Linked DNA regions of Homo sapiens: region 1 is linked to region 2. A link is a loop called in an ENCODE intact Hi-C map of the cell type or tissue named here. Cell type or tissue: lower leg skin. All regions are shown on one strand. Each heading gives the region's core, and the rest is flanking DNA. Links, peaks and the distances in the headings are about the cores only. Region 1 overlaps ROBO1 (roundabout guidance receptor 1). Region 2 overlaps ROBO1 (roundabout guidance receptor 1).

Region 1 (10,532 bases), core at 4,386-8,385, 400 kb before region 2:
TTCAAAAAGCCATTGTAAACAGAACTAGGAATTTTGTGATTTCTGCCATGAACTTCAAACTTATCTTTGATAATATAGTTTGATACAATGAATACGATCTAGTATTTGATAGTACAGCAGGGTAACTATAGTTAGTAATAATTTGTTTTGCATTTTAGAATAACTGAGGCAGTATCACTGGAATGTTTCTAACAAAAGAAATGATGAATACCTGAGGTGGTGGATACCCCTATTTACCTTGATATGATTATTACACATTGTATACCTGTATCAAAATATCTCCAGTATTCCATAAATATGTATGCTTAATGTGTACCCATAAAAATTAAAAATAAAAAATTTAAAAGCTTACCTTTGGTATAAAATTCATAATTATTTTGATTTTTTAAATTATTTATCAAATTAATAAAATAAAAAACCTTTTTTCAACAAACTTTTAAATATTTTCAGTAAAAATGAACACCTAACTAACCAAAACAAAAAACAAAACAAAACAAAAACTAGTCAATGTCCATTCCAATGTAATCCTTTAAAAATTACATACTTTTATTTATTTTGATATCCTTAGGTCTTAGCACAGTGTCTAACAGCATAAATGACCTTAAAATAATTGTTAAATAAATGAATCATTTTTAATTTTAGTTAATACCTATCAGTTTTTCTGTTATGGATACATCCACCATAGAAATTCATCACATATTATAAATTCTAACATATGTTAATAATTACTATTTTTAGAGTTTATAAAATTGCAAATCAAAAATTATGTTTTTGTAGCAAGGGCATTTTTAAAATTTAGGCAATAAAAATGGGAAGTGTGAACAGCTATTAAAACCAAGAATAATATGTTTTAAAAATTATAATATCTTACCTTTTTAATATGTTATAATAGCTATATTTTATCTTAAACATTCATGTTAGAGTGATTTGCCAAATCTCTTAATTAATAAAGCCTGATGTATTTTGTTTTCCAATATATTTTGTATTTTTGCTTCTTATTATTTATATTTTGACTCTCTTTTATAGTTTAAGAATCTTAAATTAGATTGTATTCAGTTAATAAAAGTAATACAGTGTTGACTTGTGCTCTCAATTTCTGATTTGATATGACTGCTATGGGAATTAGATATGGGAATTTTAATAAGAATAATAGTGTTAAGGTCTTAGTTGTGTGTCTTTTTAGCAAGCAATTATTTTGAAATTATCCTATCAATTTCACAAATGTATACATTAATTCCAGTAGAATTAGAAAATTTGTAAGTTGTGGATCTCATACAAATTCATGCAATGCTAATACATTATATGTCAGATGTGTATTTAGTACGTATTTCTGAATCTGTAATATTTTTTGTGTTTATAGGATCTAGCTTAATTTATGAATTTCTTAGTAGGGTTATTTCTTTGGCTTTGAGCTAACGCCATTTTTATAGTATTCCCATAATACATTTATTTATATATGTGTGTACATACCTACATATGCCTATGTGTGTATATTTATATATTATATCTTTAAGTTTATGAGAAAATAACTCATAAATGGTTTTCATAATTTAAAATATATAATTCTATATTAAACTCTACAGTCTCTTTTTTTTTTTTTTTTTTTCTGAAACAGAGTCTCACTCTTATTGCCCAGGCTGGAGTGCAATGGCGCTATCTCAGCTCACTGCAACCTCTGCCTCCCGGGTTCAAGCGATTCTCCTGCCTCAGCCTCCCAAGTAGCTAGGATTACAGGCACCAGCCACCACGCCTGGCTAATTTTTGCATTTTTAGTAGAGACGGGGTTTCACCACGTTGATCAGGCTGGTATCAAACTCCTGACCTGAGGTGATCCGCCTGCCTCGGCCTCCCAAAGTGCTGGGATTACAGGCGTGAGCCACCGTGCCTGACCTACGGCCTCTTTTGTGGTGCAAAACTACGTCCTAATTCAATGTCAGGGCTCTCCAATTCTTAGTCCTTTAGACATGTAGGGTATCTTGTAGAGCCTGTCTCTTGTGAAAACCTCAAATGTAAGTTACAACCAAAAAATAACCAGTAGCCCGGAATGTTTATGCTAGAATTTAATGGCCCTCTATTCACACTACTGCTGTAAGCATTGTCAAATGCCTTATAACAAGGCATTTGGATCCATTTACCTCTTCACCTGAACAGCCATTTCCAAATCTCAAACTAGCAACCAAACACTGGACATGGTGAGGTCATTGGTCCACTCAGATTTCATTTTGCCCACAAAATTAAAAAAAAAAAAAAAGTCAGATTAAATCATTTTCTAAGAAAATGTAACCATTGAATTCTTCCCGTCTTCCTACCTCACTTCTCTTGTGGTAGAAAGATGCAATCAGAATTCAAAATGTACTACTCTAAGGATGGCCCGAATAAATGCAGCTACAGAATTCTTTCACTCTAGAAGATAAAAAGAATAAGCAGTTTAATCAAATTTTTGGCATCTCTCAACTTTGCTCTCAAAGATTTTATGCACATGCTGAACACTCTAGAATTTCATGAATTTAACAAATCTGTTCCTGACAACAGTGATTCATGACAGCTAGAGCCAGGGTCGTATTTCACTGACAGTTCTATTTCTGCTCCCCCATTTGTTAGCATCTGCAAGTTGTAGGGAAGCTCCCTGGAGCTGACTACTCTTACAACCCGACTGTCAGCAGCTCAGCTGAGCTCAAGAGAACCCAGCTTCCAGATGCTGGAGTAATCAATTAAAGCAGCAAGCCAAAAATGAAAGTTTGTAGTCAAGTATTTAATCACTTACTTTAGTAGTATAGGCAAGAAGTTAAAAACTGGAAAAAAAAAAAAAAAGAGCCGATCCCCGTCCACCCCTTTCCTTCCATTTTTCCCCCCAAGCAATGGCACTGCTCTGTCTAGGACCAGGTAGATTAGCCCAGACTTGGAGGCAGTTATTTCACTGTTGAAGCCCTTTAACAAAAGGCTCCTGCACAACACAATAAATACACACAATTTTATCTTTCAGTTTAAAAATAATAATATAGGAAATAAATAAATTTACCATAGAGACACTTTTTTTAAAGGCTCCTGCAGTTCTATGTACTTGGGATCCAGGGAGAGAGAGAAGGGAAGGGGGAGGGAAGAGGACTGGGAGTTTAAAATTACTGAATAGTAGGTCACAGTGAAAAATAAGTCTTCAAGGCGTCCCCCTCGAGTCACCCTCCCTAAAGAAGGTCTCAGCTAAAATCCCCAGATAAAGAGGTCTCTGAATAAAAGAGTCTCAGCTAGGAATGCAAATATGCATAAGCACAAGGCCAATCAGAGGGGCTTGAGTCCTTGACCGCATTTCCTTCAGAGACTGCAATGCATTCATTGGCTGTGCACCAAGTCAGCTGCAGGGAAGGCAACTTTCTCCTGGGAGGCCTGCCAAGCAACACTTCGAAATTGCCTATGGTCAGACTTGAAAAATCACACTTAGGTTTTTAACTAGAAGCCGAACTCTTCACCCAGTTAGCTCATTCTCCTTTATTCTAGCCCTTCCCATTTCCTCCTTCTCGGCTTCTTCTGCGCCTGTTTTCTGGCTGTTCCTTTTTAAATATATATGTTATTGGGCAGAGACTGGTCAAAACAACTGGAATAGTTCAGAGAAGATTTAAGGCCAGGAGGTAAAAAGTGTTTCTTATACAAAGATGAAGGGGAATCCACCTACTGGAGGGTAGAGGAAATGAGTGGATTTCCAGTACAGCACATACAAAGGGGCTGAGTCCATGGGGATGACAAAGGCTAAGGTTTGACTGAAGCCCAGAGTATAAGGCAAGGACAGGCAACGGGTGCCTTGAAGAGGTCAAAATAAGAACAGCCACATATACCATACACAATTTTTAACTTTTTTTTTCTAGTAAGAGATAAAAAAGCAGTGAATAATATAACCACGGAAATTATAGGAAAGCATCCACTCCAAGGCTAGTACAGAGACGAGGAATTTATATGACAACAAATAACAATGCATCTCAATTTTTAAGTAGTATTCAAAGTCCTCGGCTTCAAGGCAAAAATGGTTATTTGGATTTGTCCCTAAAGGAGTCTCTTTCAAAGATCAACAAATGTATCCTCAGAAGAGATGCCAAATTCTTCATTAGTGTGTGAATAGTTCCTTTGAAATACATATTATATGAAATCTTCATATGTAAAAATACACTTATGAATACTGTATTGCAGCTGCACACACTGGGATTGCTGACTTGGGAAAATGGTGGGTGAGGAAAATATGTTGCTAATATCAGGGAAAAAAAGACAGCCTACAAGTAACCTAAAGAAACCTCTTCATATTTTGTTTGTCTGTATGGTGTTTGTAGAGTAGAAAATTACCTTTTTTTCTAAAACAGAAATTGTTACTTCTTTCTTTCTTTTTTTTTTTTTTTTTTGAGATGAAGTCTCACTCTCCCCAGGCTGGAGTGCAGTGGCGTGTTCTCGGCTCACTGCAACCTCTGCCTCCCTGGTTCAAGCGATTCTCCTGCCTCAGCCTCCCGAGTAGCTGGGACTACAGGTGTGCACCACCTCACCCAGCTAATTTTTGTAATTTTTATTAGAGACGGGGTTTCACCATGTTGGCCAGGATGGTCTCGATCTCTTGACCTCGTGATCCGCCCACCTCGGCCTCCCAAAGTGCTGAGATTACAGGCGTTAGCCACTGCGCCTGGCCAATAATTACCTATTTTCTTAACATTAAGTGACTGTTTATGATGAATAATTGTAATTTTAGACATGTGTTTGAACTTTTCATTAATGCCATTCCATTTTTTCAAATGTTTATGCCATACCTTCACATTCATGTTAAGAAATAGCTAAATAGTTTCGAATTCCACAATTGTAATTGCCAGTTTTTTATCTTAAATTGATTAGTCTGAAGTCTTATGAGAAAAATCAGTTTATCTTCTTACCACATGTTTTATATATATATATATATGTACTTATATATGTATATTTTCCATTTTAATTTTTTATTCACTAATAATATCATAAAATCATTTTAAATGACCCATCTAAATTGAATATTAAGTGAAATGTTTGGTCATTTGTTTTTTGTTATTGTCTACTGTGGAGGAGAGGGGAGAATCAGTTCTGACTTTGGAGACTCAAGGCTAAATCTTACTGAGTTCATCAAAAGTTATAAATAAAGCATCCAAGGGCAGAAGTTGACCCACAACAAATTAAAACTTAATTCCTTGTCACTTTACACATACATGTAGACATTGGTCCACACTAAGAAATACATTTTGTCCAAAGTACATGGCGCCAGGTTTTAGTATTTGCTTTTTTCCTAACTTGCAGTGTATGTCCATTAGACTCATATAACCATAACACAACCCAAGAATATTAATATCAGAGAGTATTTATAAGTGAAAAAGATGTCAATTTTCCTAATGAGTTTGAAAATATTGTATGGTATAATGCTGAGACAGCAATTCAGATTTTTAAAAATCATACCATAGACGAGTACTTTGGTTTTTATGATTTCTATTCTTTTTATTGGTCACAGTTGTTTTATCACACACTGGAAATTATGACATATGGCATTTAATAATATTCACCACAAGAAGACTTATTCTTGATGTCATTCTCAGTCTCTATCTTCATATGCACATTTTCTTTTGCACAATTTGGTCCAAAGTTAGCCTGAGCAATAAGCAGTCCAATTTGTTATGACCCATTAAAGTGCTCTATAAGTATTCAAATGATCTGATGATATTTTGAAGAAAAAAAATTCCCCCTCCATTTGTTGGGCAAACGGAGGGGAAGAGACAGAGAATATTGGATATTAATTCATTTATTTCATGCAAATTATATTTAAAGTTATACAATTTTACCTCTCAAAGATTCATTTTGGTCATTTTCATTCAGATTCAGAATAAGTCTCATGATTTCTTTAAGTTTATTTGACAAGTTTTTATTTCCATTTTTCTTTCAGTTAAAAAGAAAGCATTATTTTTTTAATTCAGGAACAGCTAACAGAGTCTGAATATATATCTTTCAGTTCAATAAAATATAATAATCCATCTTAGATGACTCATTTTAACCTCTCAATTGCCTCATGTTTTCATTGGCTAACTTTTTAATATCTTCATAATTTTTCTTCAATTTTAAATTGTATTGCTTTTATAACACCTGGAGAGTTATTGTTCCCATTTTCTATTTCTATCTAGGGAAAAAATATAAATAATCATTTCACATTAATAAAAGTCCTCCACTGTTAAATCTTGAGAAATGAGTTGTATATGTTAAAATAATTTTTGACCTCATAAGTTAATTTAGTGGAGTAATGGTATGTTCCCATATTTATTTATGGGCTTAGAAAAGCTTCAGAAGCCTGTAGGAGAGGTGACACAAGAAAAGGCTGAGGTGAAAGCTAAGAGTTAAAGCTGTCTTAATAACATAGAACCTAAACATAGTGTTAGGAGAATGAAAATTAAAGAGTCAATTCAAACCTTAGCTATACCACTGGTCTATACTCTTTAAGGGTAAGATAAAATAGAATAAAGGGGCTTTATAAAACAGAAAGTTGGCTCGGCGCAGTGGTTCCTGCCTGTAATCCCAGCATTTTGGGAGTCCAAGGCAGGTGAATCATGAGGTCAGGAGTTGAAGACCAGCCTGACCAACATGGTGAAACACCGTCTCTACTAAAACAAAACAAAACAAACACACACAGAAAGCCATTGCAAACAGTACTGTGGTCATTATCTATAATATCCATTCAACCAAAAATGTTGCACATGCTTTACAGGGAAAGAAAAAATAATTTTCACTCTACCCCATCTGATTTCTCAGGTGGGACCTCTATAACAACGAAAAATAAATAAATTAAACCAGAGAAATCAAACAGAAGTTTTTTAACTTCTTATACATTTTATGTATATTACATAGGCAATATCCAGGGAATTAGTAATTCTCCAGGAGGTTCCTGGGAACTCTCTTTATCATTTTCAACAAAGAACAATACACTTTTAGAGGAGTGACAAGACAAAGGAAAAGGACCTTGAGTCTCTAGGGGTGGGACATTGTGGGATGGCAAATATATGGGAAACAAATGGCAGATAAAGGCCAGTTAGTAGAGTTTGTTATGTCGATCCCTCAGGTACTGTCTCCTGGATGATAAAGGTCTAAAGTTGTCTTTGCTGATCAACCTTTGTCCTTCCTAGTAGAGAGGGGAGGAGGGATAGCTCTGTAAATTTTGTCTTACTTTTGGGCAGATAGGGAGAGGGCAGAGAGCATTTTTGGATATTTGCTTCTTTTTATTTGCCTTCAGCTCAAAATACTTCTTTTGCCAAAATGGCATATTTTGGGGTGGCATATTCTGCTGCCCTTCACTGGTAAATACATATTTGAAACTATTGTGAATATAGGTATGCCCCGAACCCTACCTAAAAATTTTGCTGGGCAACCCAATATTAGCACTTAATTGTGGAACTGATTTATTTAGAATAAAGAGATATTCTGCTGTTAATTTGTTCATGTAACCTTTTTCCCCATTAAGCTATATTAGAAAAGTAGGCATTTTCTTGGGGATAGAGAGGTGGAAGTAGTTCACAGTCAGAAAATAAGCAAGTAACTACAATAGATCATGATATGTACTAAAATAGAGGTACTTATTCTGGGAAAGTAGAGAATAAAAGTTTAACACTCTCTGGGGTGGCCAAGAAAGGTCTTGCAGGGCAAAGAAATCGGTATATATAAAGGAATCTCTTTATGTTTACCTTTGTACATTAAAGAAGATGTGTTTAATACACCACAAGGAGATCAAAATTGTTTTTATATAAGAGGATATACTACAAACTATAAAAAATAATACAATATAAAATAAAAAATAAAATGTAATTATAAACTTAAAAAAAAGACAATACTTTGTGAGACTTTACTATGCTGCTCACTCTTCTGAGAGCTTTTATTGAATCTTTAAGGTTATCCTTGTTTTATAGATGAAGAAACAGCCATTGAGATAATAATAAAGAATAACATGTTTTCAAGGACATGTGATTATTAGCATCAGAACTGGAATTGAAATTCAGGTTAAGTGGTTCCAAAGTCTATACATAAGGCTGTGAATGTGGTGAAAACAAGGTGGGAAAGAATAATGGAAAACCTTTGAAGACAGGAAAACATTCGGATATGGGACATGGGAAACAGACTGAAAATGACTTCCAAACTCCCGTCTTCAAAGATAGGTAAAATTGGTACTTTATTTAATACAGTATAAAGAATCGGACAGTAAGGTGTTAGAGAGAAGACTACGCACTAAATTGGGGACATGTTAAGTGCCAACATGTGTCTGCGGTTGACAATATGTGGTGGCAGTTGGCCCCTGAGTAGAACACAAGACCTCTCTGTGCCTTACTTTCTGTATCTGCAAAATGGGGATGGAGTTGTTGTAAGGATTAAATGAGTTAATAATTTTAAAGCGCTGAGAACAGTATCTGACTCATGGTATCTATTACGATTGTGGGTTAACAAAAAAATGACAGATATGAGCCTCAAACTGCCTCTAAAAAGAACAGAAGTGAACACTAAATTTTGTATTAGGAAAGGCCATTTTCAAACTTGAAAATACTTTGTTAACATTTAGTGTAGGAACTATGTATGGTTTTTATTTTAATCTTTTGTAATAATGTCATTACTTATTCCGTTTTCATATATATGATTGTGATTATCAATTTGAAGTTATAATAAATATCACCAACTTAGACTGATCAGAGAAATACTAGATAGAATTATACATGATTTTAAGTAATTCAATGTTTTGAATTAACGTGTACATTTTAATAGCAACTATACTAACAAAAGAATTAATAAAATGTCTTATTTTATCCAAAGCACTCATGCATACAAACATCTTTTTATTCAACAAATATTTATTGATGGCTACTATATAGCAGCTACACAGCTCAACACTATAGTAAGATTAGTACAATTAATATAGGAAAATCTCCTCCCTGAAAGATTTCAGAGTCTTTTCTAAGAGTAAAGATAGTCGGCTGGGCATGGTGGCTCACGCCTGTAATCCCAGCACTTTGGGAGGCCAAGGCAGGCAGATCACAAGGTCAAGAGATCGAGATCATCCTGGACAATATGGTGAAACCCCATCTCTACTAAAAATACAAAAATTAGCTAGGCATGGTGGTGCACGCCTGTAGTCCCAGCTACTCAGGAGGCTGGGGCAGGAGAATTGCTTGAACCTGGGAGATAGAGCTTGCAGTGAGCCGAGATCATGCCACTGCACTCTGGCCTGGTGACAGAGCGAGACTCTGTCTCAAAAAAAAAAAAAAAAAGATAGTGCAATGATAGTGGTGTATAAACCATGTGATTTATCACAATATACTTAACCCATATTTATCCATTGGCCCTCAAGTATATTAGAGCACAGGAGAGAACTATCACGTGCATATTATGGCTTTTCAAATTAGCAGCAGACAACATACCAAATTATGGCTTCTAAATTGTAAAAGAATCCTTATTTCTAAATCTCAGCCAATTATTAAAATATTTCAATCGTTTTATCACCATATATACACACACACACATATATATATATGCCTGAAATCCTTATTTGTGGTATTTATTTAATAAGTAAGCTTTGTTATTATAGTGAGTATGTAACAGAATGACTTTAAATCTACAAGAATAAATAGCATCTTTCCCACAACACTTAAGCTTTAAGTATACCAAAATCAAAAGATATGAATTTTTCCGCAGGGTTCTGGCTTCACGGAAGTGCTGACATCTGAAAGTTTTCTTGAAAACTGACTAGACCTTTTATCAAGCAGAGAGCAGAGAAATGTACAGTCTAGCACCTCAGGATCACTTTAAACATGTATCACCCCACTTTACAGACAAAAATTTTAAGGCTCAGAAAGACTAGCAACTTGACTGATCCCCGTGGGGGATCTCTAAGACAAAGCAAACATTTTGGTCATCTGATCAAGGTCAGTGCTGTTTCTATCCTTAGAGGGAAGAGTGACCTTGGCTAACAAGTGGTATATTAAATGTTCCTCTCTATTGTGGTTATGTCCTTGAAAGCAGTTAGGTCTCCTGATGCTTAAATGCCTTGTACCTCAAGGCTCAATCCTCAGTCAGACCCACGCTTTTCTTTTCAACTCTCCCACTGAGAAAGCTTTCCTTCCCCAGTTCTGCACTCTCCTTCTGCATGAACTGCTCCCATATTAGAGATTTCTCTACTGGCTTTCTTTTTGGTTCCCCCACCCCCAACCCCGTCCCAGATCCATGATTGTCTGCTAGACACAGTCATGCTCATCTTAGCAATGCTTCCATCAATGATAGACCCACATACATGACAGTGGTCCCATAAGATTCTTCATAATATCACAATTTTCCTGCACATTTTCTATGTTTACCTACACAAATACTTACCATTTTGTTACAATTCTTTACAGCATTTAGTACAGTAACATGATTTACAGGTTTGTAGCCTAGGAGCAATAGGTTACATCCTATAGCCCAAGTATGTAGTAGGCTATAGCATCTAGGTTTGTGAAAGTACCCTTTGTGATGTTCCCAGGACTTAA
Region 2 (10,532 bases), core at 3,596-7,595:
CTTCTTACCTTTCCTGTTACTCTCTTTACAATGTGCTCACTGTGTTTATTTTCAAAGTAATTAAATATAACAATCCGGTATATACAATTTAAACTTGCATATTTTTACAACATTGTTAAGACTTTGTATATTTTGGAAAATGTGACTCGAAGAACTACAATTTAACTTCTACATGGCTTACTAAATAAAACAAGCTTTAAATCATTCTACATTCTGATATTTTCTCTCACCAGAGTTACAGGCAAAGTAGCCTGGACAGTAGCATAAACGCTACATCACTTTTATGAGTAAAATTAATCCATCCAGTTTAACAAGATAGTGGATGTTTATAATGAATAATTCTAAATCAATTTAGAAGTCATTCTGTTATACATGGATCACATAGCAGATATTATAGTGACAGAGTGCTTTCCCATATCGAATAATCAGCAGAATTAAAGTCTTGCCCCATGAGAAACAGATCAAATTTACTGTGAAATTGAACACAACCGTCATCAACACTAGTTGAGTTTAGTATTGTGATGCTATTGTTCACCATGACAGAAGGCGACAGAAAGAACCTTTTTCCTTTCCAAAATTGTTGAACTCCCACCAACAATCGAAGTAAATAAGTTTTAATCATATGTAAATTGGGATACCCTTGGTACCAGGAAATCACAAAAATGTCCACTTAATTAACAAGTCTTTAGAAAGACGTGTTTCAGCAGTATATCAGCACTTGATAAACAGTTATCAATATTGTTTGGGGTAGATTAACATGAGTTAGGCTACTCAAGTTGTCTTTATTACACCTTTTGTTTCTCCAACAAAAGACTTTTTTTCTAAATTTTTCCTTGATTCACTCCTTATTTTATTATTATTAGTCTTTCAAATTTCAAAAATCACAAGCTTAGCTTAGCATCCATTTCTACTTGATAATTAGAGAAAAGAAACAAGGTGGGGGAAGGAAGAAATAAGGAAAGCAGGGATGGAGAGAGAAAGCGGGGAAGAAAAGAAGGAAGGAACAAAGAAATGAAGGAAGGAAGAAGGAAGGAAAGAAGGAAGGAAGGAAAGGAAGGAAGGAAGGAAGAGAAAGAAGCTGGAAAAGAAGGATACTGAAGTAATTCATGTCACTTTATTTGAGAGAAAGAAAAATTGGTTAGGAGTATCATCTTTTACTAATCACATCATTAAAGGTTTGGAAACCTGCCTCTATTTCATTAAGAAATTTTAACAATTTTGAAATAATGAACGGGAAATAATCTAGAAACAGTGCTATTTATATTAAGTCGATGCACTTTAGGTTTATATCAAGACATTATAATTTCTAAAATGAAAGGCTTATGCTTAAAATTAAGGAAAATCCTTTGACTGTTTTTTAATTTATTTTTCAGTTTTTCTAGAGTTGTGTATCTAAGTTCTGATGCAAACAAATGCCTGGAATTCCCTCTATGTTTTAATATGCATCCTGTCTTCTGTTACTCAAAATTACTAACTACACTTTTCAATAAAAATATTGCATATTAATTAAATATGATTATTTTTATAATTTTTAATAACATCACTAGCAGCTGCAGTAATTATTAAAGGTACATATCAAAATGTTCCTTAATTTAGTGAACTATTCATCACATTTCTCTTTAAATTCTTGCAAACCTATAGAAAATATGTTAGGACACCATTTCCCAAAATGCTCCTATAAAAGGTAGAGAAAATTAAGACCTCATAAAGGAGTTTTATAAATATCCATAATTACATAACATTGTTGATTATTGCATAATAATTCATCCTTAAATATGTTTTGATATATTAGTAAAAAAAATAAAAGATTGTCTCTTCCGTAGAATATATATTAGTAAGCGGGGCAGGGCAGGGGAGCGGGGGAGTCTGATTCTATAGAATTGAGGTGTCTGCATACTGTTTTTCACTGACATGCGGGAAAATATCGCTGCATTTCCTAATGATCGCCCTCTTGTGGAGACCCTGTAGTTTGCACATAAAGCTGTGTAAGGAGCACATTTTCTTCAGCTGTCTGGGCAGCTTATCTTTTCTCAGGTATTCTTATAGATAATGTGATATGTCTTGTACCAATTGTCAAGCTTTTTGTGTAAGGTCAGCTTAATCTACTTATTGTACTGGAGTAGAAATGCAAAATATATACTCTAGTAATCATCAAACAGCTGGTTTTAATATAATTGTACACTCGTGTACATTCATTATGCCAGTGTGTTAAACTTTTTAAAAAGACAAGAGCTTTTAAATATTTAACATTTCTTTTTTTTTTACATGAAAGAGATTTTTAACTGAATAAAACCTTTATCTTGCAGAACTGTGGTATGGTCACCTCCCCATCTGGTTGCCCACATTAGCATTACTACCTTTAATTCTTTACTACACGGAAGCTTTTGAGGGACTTCTTTGGATACAATATTATTGTCCTCTGTACCTAGATAAAATTCCACATAACACCTAAAAAAAAAAAAACTCCATTTGTTAATTACCTAATTGTGAGCCACTAAATGTTTACAGAGGTATTCTATTGATCTTTTTACTTTCAATGTCTATCGCATTAGCTGGCCGTTAATAGGCTCTTATCAGCTGTTTGTAATAATAATACATTAACAAACAGAGAAGTTATTAAGGTTTTCTTCTTTATCACATTGGTTAAAATTATAGACATGGCTTTGCTTATAGAGAATATATACTTAATTCCCTTAAGATTAATTAATCAATTTGCTGAAATTTATAGTAATGAAGTTACGTCCTGAGGCTAGACTACAGGAGATCTAAACTTTTATCTTTAAACACACTTCCTTAGCACTTGACTAAGCAGAGTTTCTCTTGTCTTCTTCCATCTGATTAAAACTATCATATTTTGCTACTTCCTAGACACAAAAGTAGAATTGCCATCATTCTCTGAATGAAGGAAAAGGTGCTATCCACTGTTTTAGTGCTATTGACACAAAAATTGTGGCAGTGACAGGCCCCACAAGCTCATCACTCTCTTATGTACAGCAGCACTTTATCAGGAGCTCCTCCCTGTTCTCTCATTTTGATTCTACTTGCCCAGAAAGAAGAAAAATGTTTTCTCATGCCTAACCTTGCCTATCCGCCCTTTAAACTGCATCTTCAATCAGGTCTCTTTCATGAAGTCAAGGGAAACTGACAGTTAACTATGCCCAAATAACAAAAATTAAATCAACATGACTCAACATGTTCCAATCACACATGTTAGTGTTTCTAAATTTTTGTGGATTAGGATAGCTTGCAATGATGACATCAGGGCAAATGCCTTAAACAGAAGTGTCCAGAATAACTAAAATTAAATAAGTAAAGAAATTGTTTAATTCTAAGCCCTCAAATTATATCAGTGATTTAAGGGCTCACTTTGTTCAAATATACAACTAATAGGATATTGAATTTTGGAAGGTTTTATTAAATTACTAGTGTTTATGCTTTTGTTAGTACTATGTTATTAAAAAACTCTCCAAAGGTACATTTCTCAAACAGTGTCTCTTCATTTTGTGCAAAAATATATGTCTTGAAATCATGTTTCTAAGTAGAGATATAAAAATGTTAGTAACTAATATTGCTTGCTATAAATAAATCAATATTTTTATGCTATGTACAGTTTTATATTGTTTAAATTAATTTATAATTTTATATTTTTCAACATTGACTTTTTTCTCTTATTAGAAAATAAATTTTCTATCTCATCTCAGCAAGATTTCAGATTTTTTACACCTTTCTGATCAGAATCTCAATAACTAAATTTTACTGAATCCTCTTGTGTGCTGGACACTGTCTTGGGACCTGAACATGTTTTCTTCTGCAGAATCTCTGATGTAGTGGGTAAGAGCGTGGATTCTGGAAATCAAATTCTTGGACCCAAGATTCAATTCCACAATTTAATAATCATGTGAATTTTGACAAATTATTTAATATAGCTAAACGATAATAATAGAGCATGTAAATACATTTGTTGTGAGAATATATAAAAAGCATTTGAGGAAATTCCTGGCAATAGAAAACACTCACTAAATTTTAGCTAATGTTTACATTCACAACAATCCGATCTGTTTTATTATTCTCTTTTTTTGAGATGGAGTTTCGCTCTTGTTGCCCAGGCTGGAGTGCAATGGGCGATCTCGGCTCACTGCAACCTCTGCCTCCTGGGTTCATGCTATTCTCCTGCCTCAGCCTCCTGAGTAGCGGGGATTACAGGCATGTGCCACCAAGCCCGGCTAATTTTGTATTTTTAGTAGAGACGGGGTTTCTCCATGTTGGTCAGGCTGATCTCGAACTCCTGACCTCAGGTGATCCGCCCACCTCAGCCTCCCGAAGTGCTGGGATTACAGGCGTGAGCCACCGCCGGCCTTTATTATCCTCTTTAAACAGATGAGAAAACTTAAGATTAAATGACTTGCCTATTGCCACACACAGAAAAAAACTAAATTGATAAAGTCAGAATTCAAATCTAGCAACTGTCTAAACTATGCTTGCAGGCAATAAACTAGATGACTTTATAATCTAGAAATGTTAAAGGCATTCTGTTTTTCTTCCAGAGTCAGGCAGTACAATAAAATTAATCGTGGCTTAAATCTCAAGCTTTCAAGGTGAAAAACACTGTAATTCTACAGACTAATGTTGAGACTAGAATAAGCTAAGGAGTGACTTATGGCAACAAAATACTTTTCTGGAAGAAGTTTGGTTCAGAACCATAATTGAAATTCCCTTCATGAAAATCTTTGTTTAGTAGATTTTCTCCGAAGATATCTGCCACTCTAGATAAGAACCCTGAGAGAATTGTCTTTTAGCATAGAATAGGGTAATACTTCTCAATTAAAAAGTACTTCAGTTCACAGTTGAAGTCTTCTTTTCATTTACAGTAGATTACTTTGCCCTTGATTGGCCAACGTAGAAGAAATTCAAGGGCTAAGGTTAACTTGGATAGGACGACAGTTTCCTACCATTTCCCAGTGACAAATATTTCAGTTAAGAATAAAATTTTGAGCATACTGCTAAAAATATTGTGGTTGAATGTTTATTTCTGTTTGGCCCTGGTTTGTTATTATTTCAAACATAAACTGCTTTCCAGCCAGTTTATTTGCAATTCCCAAGTAGGAAAACATGATAGGTTATAAATAGATAAATGTGGATTTTACCATCAGATAGATAGACAAATAGGTATCTATATATAGCACAACAATGAATTATTTTCAAATATCTTCACAAACCACTACATTTGAAAATAATATCAAAATATTTAATATTTTCCCCTCTAACATTTTTATTTCCTGCCTAAGAGCTAGATATCTGAAACCCTTTTGTTTTTTTCTTCATGTCCATTATCAACTCTTTCCTGGTAACTCTTCGCAAATATACTTTTGTTTGTTTGTTTGAGACAGAGTCTCACTCTGTGGCTCAGGTTGAAGTGCAGCGGCATGGTCTCAGCTCCTGCAGCTTCAACCTCTTTGGCCCAAGTGATTCTCTCACCTCAGCCTCCCGACTAGCTGGGACTACAGGCATGCACCACCACACCCTGCTAATTTACAAATAAATATTTCTTTAGTCACTCAGAGTAAACTAGAGCCATTTCCCAATTTGTGTATAAGGCGTTCCTAAAGGCCTCATTAGAAATCAACTGCATGATAGCAGATCAATATACTATCTGAGATAAGGACAGTTTCGTTCCTAGGGAGCTAAAAATAAGTTCAACCTGCCTCCCTCCACACCATCAACCTGCCTCTCTCCACACCATCAACCTGCCTCTCTCCATACCATACAAGTGAGGTTCAACCTGCCTCTCTCCATACCATACAAGTGAGTACACAGTGAGCCAAGAGGCATGGGAGTGAGAAGGTGTTGGGGAGAGATTTGAGGGTAACATAGTAAGACACTGGGTGGGGCAGGCATAGAGACAACTAACTGGGATTTCTCCCCAGTATGAACTGGAATTTGGGATTTTGAACCACACTTGAGGCTCTGGAGCATTTTCCCTTATCCACTATGAACATTTCTACATTTGGTCTCTTCTATCTCACTTCATTAATCCACACTCTTGTAAATATTTATTTTCTTATTTTAAGAAAATTCATTTTCATCTATGTGGTGATTATCATATATTGAACTTATAATGCATCCAATATTATGAGATTTATTAGGTGTTATGCTTGTAAAAATGCATCTTTACTTCCCTCTTAAAATTTCTACTTTGCACACACACATATATATGATTTGCTCAACCTTTAATGAGTATCATAAATGCATAATAAGTATAGACAATATATGACTTTTCTGGATGGCAAATTTCCAGTATATAGATGGATTGACTCATGTAAATTTAGTCAAGCCAGGAATAGGATTGCTGTTTATACAGTTAGAACAGTTATTTCTTCTAGCTATGGAATTTCTTTTTAGCATCTTAGAAGTATACATTTGAATGAAATACATCATTTTCCAAATGGTTAAGTAATAATTACAATTGCTTAAAAGTCTTTGAATTTATAAGGACACTTTAAAGTTAGCTTTCTAGGTAATATTTTCTTTTGTATATTTCTAATAGTGAATGATAATAGAAAAATAATATTGCCATTTCACCAAAACATCCCATTTAAGAAAATGATATTAATAGACTCTAAAAATAGTCTTGGCTAAAAGACCAATGTAGGCAAATGGTAATATAGCATTAAATGTCACTATTGTTAATTATATCATTTAATCCTTTAAGTATTATAAATTTTCTTGACGTTGCATCAAATTTTCCTATACTTTCCCAAATTGATGAAGAAGCCATCCTTTCCAAACTGTCACAAAAGCTAGATTCTACGAAATGAGCCAAAGAATGAGATCCTTCATCAAGACATGACATGAAACTTTAGCCAGGCAGTTTGCAAAAACAGCTAAAGGTCTCTATTGTGTTTGTTAGCACCACTATGTCAGCTTTCTTGTGTTGGCAGCTTTGGGCTTTTCCGAGGAAAGCCCCAAAGAAAGTTGTTACCAGCATATATTCTACAGTTCACAGAATCTCAAAAAGGACACATTAAAACTGTTAGAATCCCCAGGGCAAATGTGGAGATTAAGTAACCTTCTCCCTCAACAGAAGCCCCGAACAGACAAAGCTCGGTATTGTGTATTCAGTACACTATCTTTTTCCAGAACTGAACTTTACTATTGTGCTCAAAGATTCGAGTTTACAAAGTGTTTGGGGGCTTTGCATAACGGTTCACTGGCACCACCACTGACAGCCATCTGAGTGTGGGAATTTTTTTTAAAGTCATGATGCCCATCAAATGATTGACCTATCGTATTAATGCAATGGCAGCATCTTAGCAGGAGGGGGAGGACTGGAGAAGTTTGCATCAATATCTATAGCAAGCTTCTTTTTCACAAGAATTTAAGGAAAGCAAAAAAAAAAATCCTATCGGAAAAAAATGTGTCATTTAAAAGCTCTATTACAGGGTAGTATATGGCTATTTAATTATAAAAAAAGAATGGGTTTTCAGGCAAAGCGTTTGGGCACACTATAAGTCGATTTTCTTCTATGGAAATTTTCTTCTATGGTTTCAGCATTTTCATGTAAGGTGAGGCATAACTCTTCAATTCTAAAATTTAGATACGCACCCTCAACTCTGGGCCCTGATTTGCTTGGCTCTATTCAGAAAGGTTTTTCTTTGGAGGTAGTAAACTAAAATATATCCCAAGATAAACTGCCAGTTCATGGTCAATAGTCTAGAAAAGGTTAAGAAAAAGTTGAATATTTAAATAAACAGAGATTCTTAATTACTCTATCCAACTGGGGAGATACTGGACTTATTTTGGTCAGAGAATGTTTCATCTGAACCTTTTTAATATACCACCTGGAAAACATGAAGGCTGCATGAATTAGAGCGGCCATGACCTTTCCTAAAATTTACATATTACTTACTCATTTCATTGAAGGATCAAACATGTTTTAATAGGCATTAATAGTAATAATGCTTTATGCAAATACTGTTTTTCATATATCTTGTCCATTTTTATGCATTTTTATGCTTAAACTTTAGTTTATATCCCTATAATTTAAGGCAGGATTTTAAATATTGAGAAACTAAAGTAGAAACTGAAAGATAGTCTAGTTTTTTTTAATTGAAAGAATCTAATGTCATTTTATCTTTGGGGACTTTATAGTGTATGTTAGTATACTTAAACTTGATACAAATTATGAACATGTAGTAAAATGCTTTATTATGTGAGTGGCTAGAAACACATATTTTCATGGACAATGAGAAGACAGCTCTCAATTTCTCAGTACTATGAGTAGTGAATTACTAAATGACTAATAAACTACCGGTACCAAAACAACGTAACTGAAAGTTAATATTAAGAAAGGAAAAGGAGGTTTTGGAAATTTTTCTTAAAAATAATGATTTATATGATGGTTTAAATAATATGTATAATGCATATCAAGAATTAGCAATTAATTTTTCATTTTTAAACATGTACTTAGTATCAACCCTGTAACACTTTTATGAACACACCACTAACATTATCATCTTGTTTATATTCTTGTTCTTTTTAATAATATATATAAACTTTTGAAACAAGAACATATGCCATTAAAAATTATCATCATCTGAAGCTTTGTTTCTGAATGTTTTTTAATAAAAAACATTTGACACTGACATTTTTCAAGTGTTCATTTTTATTTAAAATATAGACTCTGATGTACAGTTCTGACCATTCTTTAAGCAAAATACTCTGGTACTTTTAAAAATGGACTATCGCTTCTATAAATGTGAGTTTCTTTACAAAATTACATTGAGATTATTATGTTTTTTATTTTATTTTTTTTCTCACCCTGTCTTATGGTGTGGATACATTGAGATGAGCAGGCACTATGGGTTTTCTTTCTGTATAACATTAGTCGTTTGATTTAAATTTTTGTTTACTTTCACTGGTGATGTTTAATTTTATACCAGATCAGAAAATAATGAAGTGGATATTGAACACATTTTATCAAAATAATGCAATTCCTACAGGAAATTATTGATGAATTTTGTTCTCCATTTGCCCTACTGTAGACAAAGCAGAACCAGTACTTGTTCAATTTTGACATTACAGCAGTCTCTCGGCCCACTTCTTTTCACTCGTAACTGTTTTTAATTCATTCATTAAAAGTTTTATAATGGCCTTATGAGATAGAGTTTGCAATTATCATTTCTTTAGAAAATATTCTTGCTGAAATAACTTATTCCTATTTAAAATTCAATAACTTTATGTCTACATAGTCTATTCAGATAATTAATTTTATTTTTGGAACTTTAAGTTCTAGAATTTAGGTCTGAGAATTACCATGAGTTATATATAGATGCCTTTTAAAGAAAACGTGATTTTTTTAAAAGTCTGAATAAGCTTCACATATTTCTAATAAATACTTTTATTCCATGCTTCAATATGGTGTTATTTGACAAGAGTTAAGTATTAATTATCTCCAGATCAAATGTCATTTTTCCAATTTCTCTACTAAATATTAGTTTCGTGTGTACATAGTCTCCAACTTATATGATAATGTGAGTGCACAATTTTATTCAGAGCATGTATGTACATTTATACCCATAATTTCTAAGATGATTTCTATCTTAAAGAGCCTGCACTTTGATGATAGTGTGAATTCAATATAATAGAGTCATGTAAGAAGAAAGACAATATGAGAGGGCAAAATGTGAACTACAAACCAAAACACCTGGATTATAGGTTTAGTTATGTCTTAAATGATTGATCTTGAATCTAGCTTCACTAATTATTTGGTTCCCTTTGGTAAGATAATGATTTCACCTCTGTCTACTGTCTCAGGTTTGCTCTTAGGCTTAAATGTAGTGATATATGGAAAGTGCTTTATAAACTGTTCCATACATGTTCTAAAAGTGTGTGCTGTTATTTTTCTTTGAGATGACGTTTTACCACAGTATTTTCACTCCTACTTTTCGAGTGATCCATGTTTTCTAATGATTGTTTAATTGTTGACTACAAGAACTATTATGGCTTGGAAATCTAGCATATATGGGACATCCCATCACCCTCTGTTGGTTGGAAAGTGTAAAAATAGTATGCAATTCTGGAGCTTTTGTTCTTAATCATCTGAAATAAGAATATTTTGATACTCAACCACTGAAGTCACCAGAATGTGCAGATTGACCCCCAAAAAAATACCCATCTTATATTTCAACTCTACTTAAAGTACAGAGTATGTGGTAGTCACTAGAGGGTACAACCTACATATATTGAACAGGCCTATCTTATATCCAAGAATAATTCTTTTAACAGTTTAGTAGCCCCTCAATTATTTAATCCCATTCACATGCATCCAGAATCAATATTTTAAGTTGAGAAATTAATGTTTAGAGTTAATATGTTTAGATAAAATATGTTGCTCTATCACAAGTGTATAATACAAGCTGATTATGACAGAAAATTAGAAAATTCACTTTTTCTTCATTTTATTTTCCTTCTTTCCTTTGTGGTTTCAAAAAGCAGTCACATATATATTAGAATCACAAAGATAAGTAGTCTTC

The links. Hi-C counts contacts between places; a loop is a spot of excess contacts. Peaks named below come from ENCODE experiments on the same cell type or tissue, not always from the same donor. Only the 100,000 strongest peaks of a DNase experiment are listed, where the experiment ranks them.
Region 1: it touches region 2 in a loop (8-fold over the local background); 19 of 110 quality-filtered maps call a loop at or near these places.

Annotation. Positions count from the first base shown.
Region 1 is chr3:79,483,502-79,494,033 of GRCh38, reverse strand. The region is part of intron 2 of ROBO1 (roundabout guidance receptor 1); the gene reads left to right. Among named protein-coding and RNA genes, the nearest start is that of MIR3923, 19 kb to the left of the region's middle. In lower leg skin, for the core only: no CTCF peak of the experiment used is centred there; no DNase peak of the experiment used is centred there.
Region 2 is chr3:79,078,044-79,088,575 of GRCh38, reverse strand. All of the region lies in intron 3 of ROBO1 (roundabout guidance receptor 1), which reads left to right. Among named protein-coding and RNA genes, the nearest start is that of MIR3923, 420 kb to the left of the region's middle. In lower leg skin, for the core only: no CTCF peak of the experiment used is centred there; no DNase peak of the experiment used is centred there.